Linked DNA regions of Homo sapiens: region 1 is linked to region 2. The links are chromatin loops, found by intact Hi-C in ENCODE. Cell type or tissue: Caco-2. All regions are shown on one strand. Each heading gives the region's core, and the rest is flanking DNA. Links, peaks and the distances in the headings are about the cores only. Region 1 has its middle 45 kb from the start of RBBP6. Region 2 overlaps TNRC6A (trinucleotide repeat containing adaptor 6A).

Region 1 (5,376 bases), core at 220-5,219, 220 kb after region 2:
AAATACAAAAATTAGCTGGGCGTGGTGGCGTGTGCCTGTGGTCCCAGCTACCCAGGAGGCTGAGGTAGAAGGATCGCTTGACCTGGGAGGCGGAGGTTGCAGTGAGCTAAGATCCCGCTACTGCACTCCAGCCTAGATGACAGAGTGAGACCGTGTCTCAAAAAAATAACAATAATAAAATAAAATAAAAAAGAATAAAAAGTCAAATAGCTCTCCCTCTGTATGGATAATAAATAGGTCTATGAGAAAAGGGCTGTAATTTTAAAACTAGGCTGGGTGAAATGGCTTATGCTTGTAATCCCAGCACTTTGGGAGGCCAAGGCGGGAGGATTGCTTGAGACCAGGAGTTAAAGACCAGCCTGGGCAACATAGCAAGACCTCATCTTTCTTTCTTTCTTTATTTTGAGACAGAGTCTTGCTCTGTCACCCAGGGTGGAGTGCAATGGTGTGATCTTGGCTCACTGCAACCTCTGCCTCCCAGGTTCAAGCGATTCTCCTGCCTCAGCCTCCTGAGTAGCTGGGATTACAGGTGTGTGCCACCTCACCCGGCTAATTTTTGTTAATTTTTATTTTTAATTTTATTACTACTATTTTTTCTTTTTTCTTTTTTTTTTTTTTTTTTTTTTGAGAGAGTCTCACTCTGTGCCCCAGGGTGGAGTGCATGATCTCAGCTCACTGCAGCCTCTGCCTCCTAGGTTCACACAATTCTCCTACCTCAGCCTCCTGAGTAGCTGGGATTACAAGCATGCACCACCACACCAGGCTAATTTTTTTTTTTTTTCAGTAGAGACGGGGTTTCACTATGTTGGCCAGGCTGGTCTCAAACTCCTGACTCAAGTAATCTGCCTGCCTCAGGCTCCCAAAGTGCTGGGATTACAGGACCTCATCTTTAGAAACACACACACACACACACACACACACACACACACACACACACACACACCAAAAACTTAAATGACAAGTATGTGGGGCCTCAGAGTTGCTTTCTCCTTCAGAAATCTATTCCTCAGAAACAATAACAAAAAATTAGAGCCAACGTCAGTTTTATGTTCTCAGCAAGACTGAAGTGGATTCTACATCTATGTAACTTGATCAAGTTGTCCTAGAAAAGGAGCAGCAAAGGAAGACGGAATGGAGATGAGAGAGGTGGTTTTGAAATGAAAAGTCACAAAGGAGAAACTGAATGGCAGACTGTATATGAAGATCATTGAATTAGGGAAAATAAACTATGATTTATCCAACAGAAAGAAACCTTAAAAAATGATTTAAAAGTTTGCCGAGGGCTGGGCGCAGTGGCTCAAGCTTGTAATCCCAGCCCTTTGGGAGGCTGAGGTGGGAGGATTGGTTGAGCCAGGAGTTTGAGATCAGTCTGAACAATATAAGGGAGATCCCCATTTCTACAAAACAATTAAAAAATTAGCTGGGTGTGGTGGCACGTTCTGTGGTGCCAGTAACTCAGGAGGCTGAGGCAGGGTTGTGGGGATCGCTTGAGCCCAGGAGGTCGAGGCTGTAGTGAGGTGTGATCATGCCACTGCACTCCAGCCTGGGTGGCACAGCAAGATCCAATCTCAAAACAAAAACAAAAACAAAACAAAAAAAGAGAGGCAGAAAAAGGTATATGGAAGACAAATCCCTTAGCTACACCCTACAAACAATCAGAGTCACTAAAAGAAAGAAAAAAATGGTGGTGGTGGTGGTGTTGGAGAAGAAAAAGAAATAATGAAAGACAACTTTCTTAATCTATAGAAAGAACTTAAGTTGATATGGTTGATCAAGGAGCCAGAAATAACCAATCTAGAATGGCCTTGAAAACATAAGCAGCCTAGAAATTTACAGCGTCTTGGGGAAATCTTTGATGTTCTACAGGTTCAATTTTTGCTAAATCTGGCTTGGCAAGCCCCCTGCTGACATTTTAACATGACTGTTAATGACACGGAGTAGGACAGAAATTCCAGCGAAGCATGGTGGATCGAATATTCTTCCTTCCTTCTCCAGAGTGCACTGTAATGATAATAAAAGGTCAAACAAGGCACAAACAGGGAGAGCAGAAGAGGAAATAATCGCAACACATTTTTGAAAGGTGAAATTCATGTGAACAAGGGGTAAGCTGACCAGAAAACCAGAGGTCTGAATCAGAAGCCTAAAAACCAGATGACTCATAACCTAGAAGCCTAAAGTGAATCAGAATATGCAGGCAAGAGAGAACTCTAGGCTGGGTGCGGTGGTTCACGCCTGTAATCCCAGCACTTTGGGAGGCCAAGGCGGGTGGATCATGAGGTCAGGACTTCAATACCAACCTGGCCAAGACGGTGAAACCCCATCTCTACTAAAAATACAAAAATTAGCCAGGTGTGATGCCACACGCCTGTAATTCCAGCCACTCGGGAGGCTGAGGCACAAGAATCGCTTGAACCTGGGAGGTGGAGGTTGCAGTGAGCCGAGATCATGCCATTGTACTCCAGCCTGGGCGACAGAGTGAGATTCCGTCTCAAAAAAAAAAAAAAAATTAGTGGGGCGTGGTGGCACACACTTGTAATCCCAGCTACTCAGGAGGCTGCGGTGGGAGAATCGCTTGAACGCAGGAGGCGAAGGTTGCAGTGAGCCAAGATCATGCCATTGCACTCCAGCCTGGGGGACAAGAGCAAAACTCCGTCTCAAAAAATAAAAAATAATAAAAAAAGAACACTGAAAGCCAGAATGCAGATAGGTCCAAAGGGTTAACACAAAGCAGCACACCTTGGCAGAAGTTAGAGGCTTACTCTCTGGAGAGGTTCAACTAGAGCAGTGGTTCTCAACCTTGGCTGCACATTGGAGTCACCTGGAGAGATTTTAAAAGACTGATGTTCAGACCACCCCACCAGATGTATTAAAGTAAAAACTCTGGGTAAGGTATACAGCCTTCAGTATGTCTTAAAGCTCTCTAAGTAGTCCAAAATATGCAGCCCTTTTGGGTACCAAAGAATAGAAGGACTCTGGACTTGAGGACATCAAGTGGATAGGGGTGCTGTACTGGAAAGAGCAGGATGGAGTCTGTCTATATATACTGAATGGAAGCTTACTTGGCTCCAAAAAATTCCTGGTAGCTGGATTTGTAATTATACTATAGTTTTTCATCCCCATTCTAAAGAGTGGAGGATTCCCCTCTGGAAGAAACTAACCACAAGAAAAAATGCCGGGAAGATCCTCAGTGAAGTGGTACACTCAGATCACTCTATAATAGAACTCTCTTGTCATATCTCACAAATTTCTAACTTGAAGAGCAGAAGAAAACCTCAACAAAATGAATATCTTTACAAGTCCTATTATAGCCATGAAAAAGAATAGAATGTTATGAAAAGGGGAACAATCAGGAAATAAAAAAATAGAACCCTGAGAAATTGTAAATATGGGCCAGACGTGGTGGCTTACACCTGTAATCCCAGCATTTTGGGAGGCTGAGGCGAGTGGATCACCTGAGGTCAGGAGCTCGAGACCAGCCTGGCCAACATGGTGAAACCCTGCCTTTACTAAAAAATACAAAAATTAGCTTGGTGCAGTGGCAGGCGCCTGTAATCCCAGCTACTCGGGAGTCTGAGGCAGGAGAATCGCTTGAACCCAGGAGGCAGAGGTTGCAGTGAACCAAGATTGTACCATTGCACTCCAGCCTTGGAGACAGAGTAAAATTCCATCTCAAAAAAAAAAAAAAAAGAAAGAAAGAAAAGAAAGAAAGAAAAGAAAAAGAAAAAAAGAAATTGTAAATATGCCAGCAGAAGTAAAGAACTGAAGTGTTGAGGAAACGTCACAACAAAAAATATGAGTGGAGGGTGGGCGCACTGGTTCACGCCTGTAATCCCAGCACTTTGGAAGGCTGAAGCAGGTGGATCACTTGAGCCCACGAGTTTGAGACCAGCCTGGGCAACATGGAGAGACCCTACTTCTACAAAAAATAAAAAATTAGCCAGGTGTGGTGCGTGTGCCTGTGGTCCCAGTTATTCAGGAGGCTGAGGCGGGAAGGTCGCTTGAGCCCAGGAGGTCAAGGCTGCAGTGAGCTATGACTGCACTCCAACCTGGTCAAACAAAACAAAACAAAACACAAGAATGGAAAATAGTAGAGGATCAGTCCAGAAAATCTAATATCAAAATAATGAGTCCCAAAAAAAGAAAGCAGAAAAAAATGGAATGGAGAGTATTATCCCACAAGTAATAAAATAATGTTTCCAAGAAAATCATAAAAGACATAATTTCATGAAAGACATGAAAGAAAGGGCTCATAGAGCACTTGGCAAAGTATATTTTAAAAGGGTCGCAACGTCATCATCACAACATTGGATTTTCTAAATGTACCTAGGTTAAAAGGAAGTTACCAAAGAATCCTGGGAGGGGAAAATATTGCAAAAATTGCATATAAATGGATTAGGAGTCAGAATGGCTTGAACGCCTGGTTAGCAATGCCAGAAGCAGGATTATGATAGAGAAATGCCTCCAGGTATGAATGCAAATGATTTCCAGTGCAGAATTCTATGCCCAACCAAACCATAAATCAAGTGTCGGGGTAGAGTAAGAACATTTGTGACATTTTAGGCTCTGAAAAATTTTACCTCCCAGGTACCCTTCCGCAGTAACTTACTAGAGCACATGTCCTCCACCTCAAATGAGGAAGCAAACCTAGGAAGAGAAAGACACAGGATGGAAGGCAAAGATCTAATGCAGAAGAGAGGGCGAGGGGAAGACCCAGGAGCAGGCAGTTTTGGGGTACGTCTAGAGGGCAACCAATCTTTGTTGTTGTTGCCGAGACAAAGTCTCACTCTGTTGCCAGGCTGGAGTGCAGTGGCACGATCTCGGCTCACCGCAACACCTGCCTCCCGGGTTCAAGCGATTCTCCTGCCTCAGCCTCCCAAGTAGCTGGGACTACAGGCGTGCGCCACCACCCCCAGCGAATTTTTGTATTTTTAGTAAAGACAGGCTTTTACCATGTTGGCCAGGATAGTCTCAATCTGACCTCAACTGATCGGCCCATGTTGGCCTCTCAAAGTGCTGGGGTTATAGGCATGAGCCACTGTGCCCAGCCATTTTTTTTTTTTTCGAGATGGATTCTCTCATTCTTGTCACCCAGGCTGGAGTGCAGTGGTGTGATCTCTGCTCACTGCAACCTCCACCTCGCAGGTTCAAGCAATTCTCCAGCCTCAGCCTCCTGAGTAGCTGGGATTACAAGGTGCGTGCCACCACGTCTGGCTAATTTTTGTATTATTGGTAGAGACAGGGTTCCACCATGCTGGCCAGGCTGGTCTCAAACTCCTGACCTCAATTGATCCTCCCACCTCGGCCTCCCAAAGTGCTGGGATTATAGGCATGAGCCACTGGGCCTGGCCCCAATTTTTATTAGATAGGTAGAAAGAA
Region 2 (5,376 bases), core at 68-5,067:
GTGTGATCTTGGCTCACTGGAACCTCTGCCTCCCGGGTTCAAGCAATCCTCCTGCCTCAGCCTCCTGAGCAGCTGGGATTACAGGCACCCACCACCACACCCAGCTAATTTTTTTATTTTCAGTAGAGACAGGGTTTCCCCATGTTGGCCAGGCTGGTCTCAAACTCCTGACCTCAGGTGATCTGCCTGCCTTGGCCTCCCAAAGTGCTGGATTTACAGACGTGAGCCACCGCACCTGGCCTATGAATGCTTTATGTGTACTAATTTAATGTTTGTAACTCTACTGTTATCGCCCTTTTAGCAGATGAGGAAACTGGACACCAGACAGGGTAACATCTTCCCCTCTCTTAGGCTTTGCTCTGTCTGCTCCTCTCCTCATTCTGACTGCTCTGCAATAAAAAATGATCTTCTCTCCTGGAAACTTTTTTCCTGCAAAATCTTTGCTGGATATAGCCAGCTCCGGCCCAAAAGCTACTGCTCTATTTCAACAAATCTTTTAAAAGTGGACAATGCTCTCTACCACCCCTCCTCACCATCTGTCCATTCTGGTTTCTCTTCCTCTACCCATGCTGAGCTCACCTCGGGTGCTTCTTCAATGCTGGGATACTCTGCGGCTGACAAAGTAGACTCAGGGTCTCAGTCTTTTGACTCTCTCTGTAAACTTGCTTTCCTTAGACTTCATTCACTATCAGGGTATCAGCAGTCACTCCCATTCAAGTGATGCCCAAATATAAACATGTTGCTTAGACTTCACAACTGAGCTCAGTCCCACATTTTTACCTGCCTGCTAAAGCACATCCATTTCGATGTCCCATTGTCACTTTTTTTTGAGACAGTGTCTGGCTCTGCTGCCCAGGCTGGAGCGTAGTGGCACAATCTTGGCTCACTGCAGCCTGTGCCTCCCCGGCCCAAGCAATCCTCTCACCTCAGCTTCCTGAGTAGCTGGGCCCAGAGGTATGTACCACCACCCCCAGCTAATTTTTGCATTTTTTTGTAGAGACAAGGCTTCACCATGTTGCCCAAGCGGTCTCCAACTCCTGACCTCAAGTCATCTGTCCACCTCGGCCTCCTGAAGTGCTGGGATCACAGTCATGAGCCACTGTGCCCGGCCTCATTGTCACTGTTAACACAGGTTTTCATCTCCCTATTCCTCATTCTTGACGTTTTCTCAATCCTCAAATCTCATCCATCATTTCTTTGCAACTGCTGTTCTTTGAGATGTCTGCCACCACCATAATACTTACCTTTACTACTCTCATTCCAGGTAAGTGGAAAAGGAAAACAATTCTTAAAGTAGCTAAGAAGTACTGTTCCAGTCATGAATCTGGTATTTAAAAAATCCACCTTTCACAGTTGTTTAAGAGCCCTCTCTTGAATGTCAATAATCCTTACCACAGCTCCCTCCTCTGTTCTCTCTCCCTGTTAAGATGTCATAATTCACTGATAACAACTAAGCTAGCCATTGTGAACTCTTTCCCCCACTCTCTTCATCTAATCCTGTAACCAATTCCAACCAGTTCTCCTAACTCTCTCTCCAAGCTGTTCCTTCTTGATAATTCACATTATTTTTGCCTATGCAAATACCTTTTGAAAGAGTAGTAGCAGCTGAGCACGGTGGCTAACACTTGTAATCTCAGCGCTTTGGGAGGCCGAGGCAGGCAGGAGTTTGCGACCAGTTTGGCCAACACGGTGAAACCCTGTCTCTACTAAAAATACAAAAAATTAGCTGGGCGTGGAGGCAGGAGAATCGCTTGAACCTGGGAGGCAGAGGTTGCAGTGAGCCGAGATTGCGCCACTGCACTCCAGCCTCAGTGAGACTCCAACTCAAAAAAAAAAAAAAAAAAGAGAGTAGCATGTTACATTTTTTCCACAAACCATTCTCCAACACTTCTGCATCCCTTTAAAAAGAAACTCAAATGTGGCAATCTCCCCTCAGTCCACCAGTCCTCCAGTAAGGTCCATTAGTTACCAATGACTACCCCTGAGCCCCACTGTCAAATCCATTCCCTGACAATCAGTTTTTTCTTTTCAAAACTCTGTACTCACTTGGCGTCTGAAAAATTATTCTACTCTAACTTGTCCCACTTCTGCTTAGGATCACTCCCCTAAATGCCATTATTCCCCAGGACTGTCTTCGGTCCATTATCCTCCAACTCTCTCTAGTCAAACTATTCCTATAGCTTACACTATCATCCACATCTAATTAATTACACTTCATATCACCAGCCCCATCTATTCTGAGCTTCACATCCAGATTTTCGACTGTTTACTGGACCAGGTGGTTTTCAGAGCACCTTCAAACGCAGTATCTATCAAGCCTGCTATTCCTGTATTTCTTAACTCAAATAATGACCATTTATTGATTTATTGTCTCTCAGCTCCAAATTCACCCTTTTTGACTGCTCTATGAAAATATATCTGGACTCTTTACATTTTTTCCTTAGCCAGCTGGTACTGAGGCTTTGTCAGAAGAGGGAGCTCGAGAGACAGGGCAAGAGGAAGGGTGTTGCTTCCTGGGCCAGCATGTGGACTTGGTAGGCATGGGCAGCCCTTGCAGCTTCTCCATTGCCTGGTGGGTCAGCAGCACTCTGTGGGAGCTTCTCCCAGCATTCCCCTCCCTCTTACATCACAGTTGTGCTGCAGTGTCTCCGGTGAGATACCTCTCCATGAATGCCTTTTCCCAGGACTCTAGAGGGCAGATTTCCCACAGGTTCCACCAGCACGACATCATAGCAACTTCCGTGCCATTCAGTGAGCCATGAAGGAGGCAGAAACTTGTCCTAACAGGAAAAGGTTCACATTCTGGACACAGATTTTTGTTGCCTGTAAAGCTTCTGTTATCCACAGCCTCACAGGATGCCTTCTCCACTATCGGCACTCTTCACAGCCATCATGTCTTACTGAGGAGCTCATGTCACAGCAGAGGAAATACAGGACTGTGTTCATGCCCATGGAATTAACTGGTCTTACCATATATGCCATTGCCTGAAAGTAGCTAACCAAATTAATAGGCTTACTAAAGAATCAGTTACAAAGCAAGTTGGGAGACAACATCCTAAAAAGGTGGGCATCTGTCGTAGGAGGATGCGGTATGTGTCTCTCCAATTACTAGAATTTGTAAGTTGTGAGAATCAAAAGGTGAAAGTGCGAGCGGCTTCTCTCACAATTATACCTAATGAGCCACTTACAGAACACTCACTTTCTGTTCTGACAACTGCTGATTTAGAGAATTTAGTCCTTGAGAGAGAAAACGCTTCCAACAAAAACCGCAACAATGGCTCCACTGCCCTGGAAGATGAAGACTGCTACAGGGACATTTTGCACTCCTTGAGGTATGAACTAGCAGGCAAACAAACAAACAAACAAACAAAACTAGTCTACTGGCTGGGGTAACTGATGTGATTACGAAATGAAGGCAGTGAAGACTGTCGGGAACCCAGGGGATTCTCTGGGATGCTTCTTAGTATTTCCATACCCAGTAGTGAAGGCCAATGAAAAACAATGGCAACCATAAAAGGCAAGGACAACTGGGGGCTCAGATCCTTTGTGAATGAAGGTTTGGGTTACTTAACTCCACCAGCTAAAGAACCAAGAGCAGCTGAGGTTCAACCTGAAAGTGAGTTAAGTACAGAATAGGCAGTGAAGGGAGGAAGGCACAGATACCAATGATGGCTTACGAGCAATTACAGAAATAACAATGGTAGTAGATTTGCATATTTTCTATTGTTTCTCATATGGATGTGTTAATTTGTATAGGCCAAGCATTTTTTTTCCTGTTTTTACCTTATTCACAAGTTATTACATGTTAGGTTTTATAATTCAGTCTTTAGGTAACAAACTGTGACTGAATTTCTGGGGTGATTATATAGCCAGTGATGAATACAATGACCCTTGGGGCTGTTCATCTCCTCAGTTTAGAGAGAGGATGAACACTTCTTCACTTGCAAGAAAGAAAGCTGTATCTTGTTAAGCAGAAATACAGAGTTGCGTTGCCATTGTACCGGACAAATGCGTGCAGAAGAGTACATATGGAAGGTGAGTAGTCAAAGGGTTGGGATGATCTGTGCGGATGACTGACTTATTTCCTCTAGCTCCAATTTTACCCTTTTGGATTGCTCTGTGAAAAAAAATGGACTTAGGCCCTTTATAGGTTTTTTTCCTTCGCCAGCTAGCACTGACATTTTGTAAATAGAAGGTGCAAGAGGAGAGGTTTGGTTTCTTAGTTCTGGTCTGCTGTCTCCTGCAGCACAGCAGCTTTGCCAGCAACAAGGCACCTACAATGCTCACCTCGCCAGTGGTTGGCAGCATCTACCAGCATGCCCTCTGGTAGCTCCGTAGCGAGTGCCTCCCATGAGACACCTCTCCTGTGCCCTGCCTTCACTGGTATCTTAGAGGGTGGATTTCCTGCACTCCTACTGGCATGGCACCATAGTGAGAGGAAGGGGGTTCTTTCTTGGGCATGCTATGTCAGTCCTCACTGAGTTACTTCCCCTTGTATCTGCTACTGCTACTCCAATTCCTTGTTAAAGTCTTGTATACTACATTTTTCCTGTTAGCAAATTACTGCGTAGTTTCTCCTGACTGGACTCGGATTAACACAATACCATCTACTAAACTGTCCAGGTAAGTTTCCATCACACTCTCTCCCTCATCCTGCCTAACAAATTGGTTCAAACTGGTTATCAATTTTTGTTGATTCCAAGTCCTATGTCTCCATGGAATTAGATTATTTCCATCTACTGTCTTGGTTTGGAGCTTTGAAATAATTACTGGCTACTGCAACAACTATCTACTGGTTTTGCTATCTTCAGTGTCTTTTCTCTATCTCCTGCTGCCAATGTTTTCTATCCTATTTTCAATCTATAATCAAGATGATTTTTCTAAAACATAAATCCAAACCATGTCATTCCCTTGCTTCACTTTAATCCCATATTTTAAGAATAAAGTTCAAATTCCCAAGCTCTTCATGACTCAGCACCGACCTTGTTTTCTAGCATCTTTATCCAGGTGATCTTTCACTACCACCACCACGGCTGCCCCCACCAAAACTGTTTTTCTTGACTCATTCTATGGAATGACTTGCCATTCCTCCAGTATAGTTTTAAGAGTCTGTCATACATCTAGGCCCTTCTACGTGCTGTTCCCTAATCAAGAAGACTATACCCTCCAATCTGAGTAACTCCCTCTTGGCAGGATTATGTGTAAAGTAATCAGACTAATATCACCACTGATCTGCACAGTGGTCCTGCACTTTCAAGGCACATGCACTCATTTAACCACAGCATGTGTACGTCTATTGGAGAGCACAGCCTCCCCTGTCCTGATCTACGTCAGGGCTCTTTCAGTAGAATCATGTCATGGATGTGCGTGTCCCTC

Evidence for each region. Hi-C counts contacts between places; a loop is a spot of excess contacts. Peaks named below come from ENCODE experiments on the same cell type or tissue, not always from the same donor. Only the 100,000 strongest peaks of a DNase experiment are listed, where the experiment ranks them.
Region 1: it touches region 2 in a loop (4-fold over the local background); 20 of 110 quality-filtered maps call a loop at or near these places.

The regions. Positions count from the first base shown.
Region 1 is chr16:24,582,330-24,587,705 of GRCh38, reverse strand. No RefSeq gene overlaps it. Among named protein-coding and RNA genes, the nearest start is that of RBBP6, 45 kb to the right of the region's middle. In Caco-2, for the core only: no CTCF peak of the experiment used is centred there; no DNase peak of the experiment used is centred there.
Region 2 is chr16:24,798,002-24,803,377 of GRCh38, reverse strand. The region is part of intron 11 of TNRC6A (trinucleotide repeat containing adaptor 6A); the gene reads right to left. Among named protein-coding and RNA genes, the nearest start is that of SLC5A11, 45 kb to the left of the region's middle. In Caco-2, for the core only: no CTCF peak of the experiment used is centred there; a DNase peak (open chromatin) is centred at 2,607.